2 separate regions of the Mus musculus genome follow, and region 1 is linked to region 2. A link is a contact called in ENCODE Hi-C or POLR2A ChIA-PET data. All regions are on one chromosome and are shown on one strand. Each heading gives the region's core, a stretch centred on a gene start or an enhancer-like site at or near the end of the contact. The rest is flanking DNA. Distances are from core to core; before and after follow the strand shown.

Region 1 (2,700 bases), core at 134-2,633, 56 kb before region 2:
TTAGACTCTCTCTCTCTCTCTCTCTCTCTCTCTCACACACACACATACACACACACACACACACAAACTTCCCTGCCACCTATAAAGCAAATACACCTTCATCCTCAGGGTATGTGTGGGTGGTGGCCACATGAGTGACCTATCTTCTGGTTTTTAATTTATCACAAATATATATGATTATTAATTCAAAGTTGTAAAGCCTGAAACTCCAAACACTAAGGAACCGTCCCTAGACAGGCATCTCTGACAGGATTTAGAGCAACTTTAACATGTCCAAATGCTAGTGAGGTAGCATGCCTAGAGAAAGTGTACCTGTTAGCAGGGAGGCTCAAATTCAGAAAGTCAAGCCAAACAGGGCTCCTTCTGTTCCCCTGTTGGCGCCTCCAGTATCACCCCCCATTCTGACTAAGTAACCTCACTTAGCAGTCCTGGACAAAAATCTGAGAAGGGATTGGGATGGCTGGTGTGTGCACTTCATCCTCTCAACAGGAACTCTCTACATTTCAAAGAGAGCTGGGGACGCTTCACTTCCAGCACACATGTCAAAACTTGGCTCTTATACACCAGATTACCTCCCAGTCATCCAGAAATGTTTCAGGAGGCAATCACTGAGTCCCCCAAAAATGTGGGGACTTCTGCGCTGACATCACCCAAACCCCCTGGCTTGACCGGACTCCAAGAGGCACAGCAGAGTCCAACATAGAAAAGTTACTTGCAGACAGGAAACAGTGTCACTACCACCTTTCAAAGCAGCACGACCCCGCCTTTGTCTGCCGGGTAGGAGCCGGCTTCGGGACGCTGACCCTGTCCTGCTGCCGGGACAGGCAAGGCGGGCATCTGGCCCGGGGCGCGCAGCCACTGCAGCCTGGGTCTTAAGGTCTGGGTCTGCAGGGCCGAGGATGCAACAATGAACCAACCAAGCAGCAGCCTGGATTCCCCCCTCTCCAGGGGGCCCCTCCGCCCCGGCGCCCCTCGATCCGGGCCGCCGCCCGGGCCCTGCACCCTAGACCTCCCCAAGCAGCGCAGGGCCACCAGGCTCCCCGCTGCTCGCCTACGCCCGAGGGACCGCATACCCCAGCCCGCCCTGCAGGCCAACGACAGGGTCCCCCAGGCCGGGGTCAGACACCCGTCGCTTTCTCCCGGCGGGCGGCCGCCTTGCAAGCCCCTCGTCTTTGTGTGAGAAGTAAGTGTGGGGCCAGCCTACCTCGCACAAAGGCGCGCTGCTCCCTGGCGCGCTCCGCTGCTGGCGTTGGTACCCGGCACCTTAGCCACCGAGGTGGCGAGAGGGCGGTTCCGACGGCGGTTGCAACGCCGGAGTAAGAAGCCCGTCCGGCTCGGGGCGGCTCTCGCACCCGGCGGCCTCGCGCGTCAGAATTAAGTGGCGGGGCGGGCCGGGGACGGGGCGGGGCCGCTGAGTCATCACTAAGTCACGCCCAACTCCTAGGCCACGCCCCCGAACGGCCGACCACGCCCCCCGAGCTTTCAGCCTTGCTTTGCCCTAGTGGACTCAGATGAGAGCTCTGGATCCTTGGTCATGTGGCAGGGGCCTCTGTTGTGCGGGTTTACTTTCCTTTGCTTGGGTGCCCAGGAAAGGACCAGGAAGGTGGAAGGAAAAGTTGTCACCTGTCTAATGGAAGGTGTCAGCTGCAAGTTCACGGGGCCCACAATTTAAAATTCATTATGCATCTGCTTTTGAGTTTATTTCTCATCTTTCTGTCTCTCCTTTGTATATGTGTTTCTCTCTGTCTGTCCCTCTCATGCTCTGTCTCTCTGTTTGTCCTTCTCTTGCTCTCTCTGTTTCTCTTTCTGTTTGTCCTTTCTGTCTCTCTGTGTCTTATGTCTTTATGTATCTGTAGCTCTCTTACTGTGTGTCTATGTCTCTATGTTACTGTGTATCTCTTATTGTATCTCTGTGTTCTCTCTCCTTTTTGTTCTCCCCCACCCCTTTCTCTTCGGTCTGTTGAAACCCTGCCAAATATTTTTTTTGGAAGAAAATCAAAAAAGGAGTTTGTTATAATTACATAAAGTCACAGTCAACTGAAGGCTCAGAACCCACTGACCTGGGCTTTCCTCTCCACCCTCACCAAAGGGCAGATGGAGAATTTAGATCAAGGAAGGACTGATCTGATCTTTAAAAAAAAAAAATCTAATTTCATTCTCTAGCTCTCCTGAATTGTTTCCCTGCCCTACCCAAAATTCCAAGGGTGCCATTTACATGAATCACGAGTTCAGCCATTTACATGAATCACGAGTTCAAAAGCAGGCCCTGTCTCAGGGTGAGAACAAGGCCAGCAGGTTGATGGATTCCATACCAAAGCCTTTTCATTTTCTTGGCAACAGATGACTAAGGATTTATTTATTAGGAAACTTTTCTGACTCAAAGAGCTTAGGTCATATTTGCACAGGGGGAAAAATGCTGTCAGTGGATTTCAATGAGCAAATTACCTATTCCAAATGTTTCAGTCTTACAGAGTCCTCTTAGCCAGCTCCTGGGCATCCTCCCAATCCAGGAGCAATAGACACACTCACCCCAGGATTCACATTACTTCACATTAGTCTAAAATACAGCACGTAATAGTGATAACTTTGCAATATTCCTTTGCCGCTTTCTCATAGAGGTAAGCCAACAATAATTTCCTCAGAGCCTTCCCAGTCCCAGGGGCTCTCTGCTGTGCTTCACTCGCAGTCTTCTGCCATTCA
Region 2 (2,700 bases), core at 167-2,666:
CTCTCTTACTCTCTCTCTCTCCTTCTCCCTTCCTCCCCCTCCCTCTCTTTCTCCCTCTCCCCTTGCTTGTAACAAATGAAGGTGGCATAGAGAAGCCCAGGGAGAACACAGTGCTGGTGTGCAGTGACGTCACAATCCATGCAAACCTAAGAGTCTTATGGATGAAGGAGTGGGGAGCAGGCAGATTTCCCTAGAAACTCACCACTAATCCCAGTAAAACCTCTTGTAAAAGGTTCGCCTAACCCTCCCTCCTAGTCCTGGGGATTAAAGCGGGAGCCTTGCACACCCAAGAGCACTAGCTAAGCAGCTGGGCTGCTACTAAGCTATAACCTCCTCCCCCCCTTTAACTCTATTTAAAACTCGGCTCTCCAGCCTCACTAAGTTGCCCAGCTGCCCTTGAACTCACCCTGTAGCCTATGTAGCTTTTGACTATGAGTTCCTATTTCCTCAGCCTCCCAAATAGCTGGAGTCACCTCTGCCACTTTACCTGTCTTTCCCCTCACCTTGGTGTGTGAGTAATTATCTACTCTCTGGCCAGAGCCTGGGGAGACTCTGGGTGGGCGACACATGAATCATTTGTGCCATCAAAGGGCATGTGTGTTTCAGATAGCTTATTTTAGTGGAGGGCTCACTTTAGACTGTTCTACAAGGAACGCAGAAAAGCTCCGCTGGGGAGGCGGCTCCATGGGCATGAGGAGAGACTCAGTAGGTAAAGTGTTGGCTACACATATGTAAAGGACAAGAGGTCAGGCCCAGAGCATACATGTAAACAGAAAGCCTAGCCTGGTGGCCTACTTATGTACTAGGGAGGCAGAGACAAGGGAACCATGGAGCCAGCTGTCTAGCTAGACCAGGCAAGCTCTGGTGGCTTCAATCAAAAGCCCCTGCCTCACTGTGTAAGTAGGAGAGTCACTGAGGAAGGCACTCCCTGCCATCCTCCAGACTCCACATATACCACACACGCATGTAAATATACATGCACACACACACACACAGAGGGAGGAGAGGGGGAGGGGAGGCGGAGGCGGAGGCAGAGGCAGAGGGGGAGGTAGGAGGGGGAAATGGGAGGGGAATAGAGGGAGGGAAGAGGAGGCAAAAAGAGAACCTGACATTTTATTTGTGTGAACAAACATGCCTTGCTATCTTTACCCAGGCAGAAGGCCTGACTCTAACCGCTGCCCAGATGGCCCTCCCCCAGGGCTAGCTTCATGTATGGAAAAACCAGGTTCTGCTCGCCAAGCCTTGGTCTCACTTCCTCCCAGGCTACAAACACCACAGAGCTTTGTCTCCTTGTGCTCACTGTGACCATTTTCGGTTGGAGAATTTTAACCGTTTGAGGTTTGTTACTTCACACTTAAGTAACCTACAAACCACAGGAAGTGAAAACTTGCCTAAACTGTGTCACCCTGCCAATTCTGAAAATTTGCTGGATCCCAATCAGCCCCAGGGGACCCTTGGCAAAAAGAGGGTGTACTCGCTAAACTCCACAGTTGCTTGGTAGCTCTAAGTTACACGGCTGACCCTGGGAATCTTTGCAACACTGACCAGAAGTAGTTGAGATCTGGATACAAGTTTAATTCGATAAGTAAAATTCCCTCTCTGCCTCTGTCTCTGTCTCTCTCCTATTTCTCACCCCCACCCCCACCCCCAGACCTCTACCCCACTATGCCCCCGGGTACTGGGAAAGAGGGGTGACGAATGACTCACTGGTTTAGAACACTTATTACTCATGGCCCTGGGATCAGTTCCCAGCCCCCACACGACTACTCACAAACACCTGTAACCCCATTTCAAAAGGATCTAACACCTTCTGACCTCTTCAGGGTCTAACACACAGGGAGTGCACGTATATGCATGCAGGCACACACATATGCACATAAAACAAATACATACATAAACCCAAAGAGTTGCTTTCTAAAATAAAATGTAAGATGAGCATAGAGGACTCAGAGGAAGGAACACGTTCCATGGACAGGCTAATAGGAAAGGAACCTACCCTGGGGAAAGTGTTCATTCTATGGGTGAACTTGACCAGGCCCAAGGCGCACAGGCTAATTTTAGGTATTTATGTCAGGATGTTTCCAGAAGGTGAGTATTAGGAAGGAGGGCTCTCAGTAAAGCCGTCTACCTGTGAAGTGGGAAAAATCATCTATGCTATAGAGAGTCGGAATGAAGCCAGAGGAGAAGCTTGTTTGCTCGGGTTGGGTGTTGAGATTTGAATATGGCTTACACGGGTACTTGTCTTAAACACTTGGTCCCCAGCTGGCGGTGATATTTGGGGAAGTTATGAAAACTTTAGACGGTAGGGATGGGTTGGAGGAAGTGAGGCACAGTCTGTAGAAAGGATTACATCTTAGTCAATGCTTCTCTCCTCCTTCTGCTCTTCCTCCTTCTCCTTCTTTGCTCCTATTCCTCCCCCTCTTCTCTCCTATTCATCCTCCTCCCCCTTCCTCCCTCCTTCCTCCTTTTCCTCCTTTTCCTCCTCTTCCTCCTTCTCTTCTTCTTCACCCTGACAGAAGGTCCTCTGCCACATAATTCTACCAGGATGAGGTTCTGCTCGAGTGTGTGGGGCCAATCAGTCACAAACCAGACCCTCTGAAACCCAGCCAGAGGCAACAGTTCTTCCATGAACATTTTTAGATGAGGTGTTTCGACATCGAGGCGAGAAGAACTGAGGCAGTGTGAAAACTCTTCCATTGA

Evidence for each region. A loop is a pair of places that touch in the nucleus more often than their neighbours do. ChIA-PET counts read pairs that join two places held with the same protein, here RNA polymerase II (POLR2A).
Region 1: a map of T-helper 2 cell shows a loop between it and region 2 (2.8-fold over the local background). The contact joins the promoter of Fam107b here to the enhancer-like site in region 2. A Hi-C loop is called at or near these places in 6 of 37 maps with a recorded cell type or tissue (T-helper 1 cell, T-helper 17 cell, T-helper 2 cell and 2 more). POLR2A ChIA-PET finds 5 or more read pairs at or near these places in 3 of 5 experiments (Patski and embryonic stem cell).

What each region holds. Positions count from the first base shown.
Region 1 is chr2:3,712,141-3,714,840 of GRCm38, reverse strand. Fam107b (family with sequence similarity 107, member B) reads right to left here and starts at 1,383. Exons shown (of 4, transcript NM_025626.4): 1 at 1,205-1,383.
Region 2 is chr2:3,656,612-3,659,311 of GRCm38, reverse strand. All of the region lies in intron 2 of LOC108168726, which reads right to left. Among named protein-coding and RNA genes, the nearest start is that of Fam107b, 55 kb to the left of the region's middle. Within about 2 kb of position 1,416, at least 1 of the 3 ENCODE cell types and tissues checked has a DNase peak (open chromatin) inside an H3K27ac peak, as active enhancers do.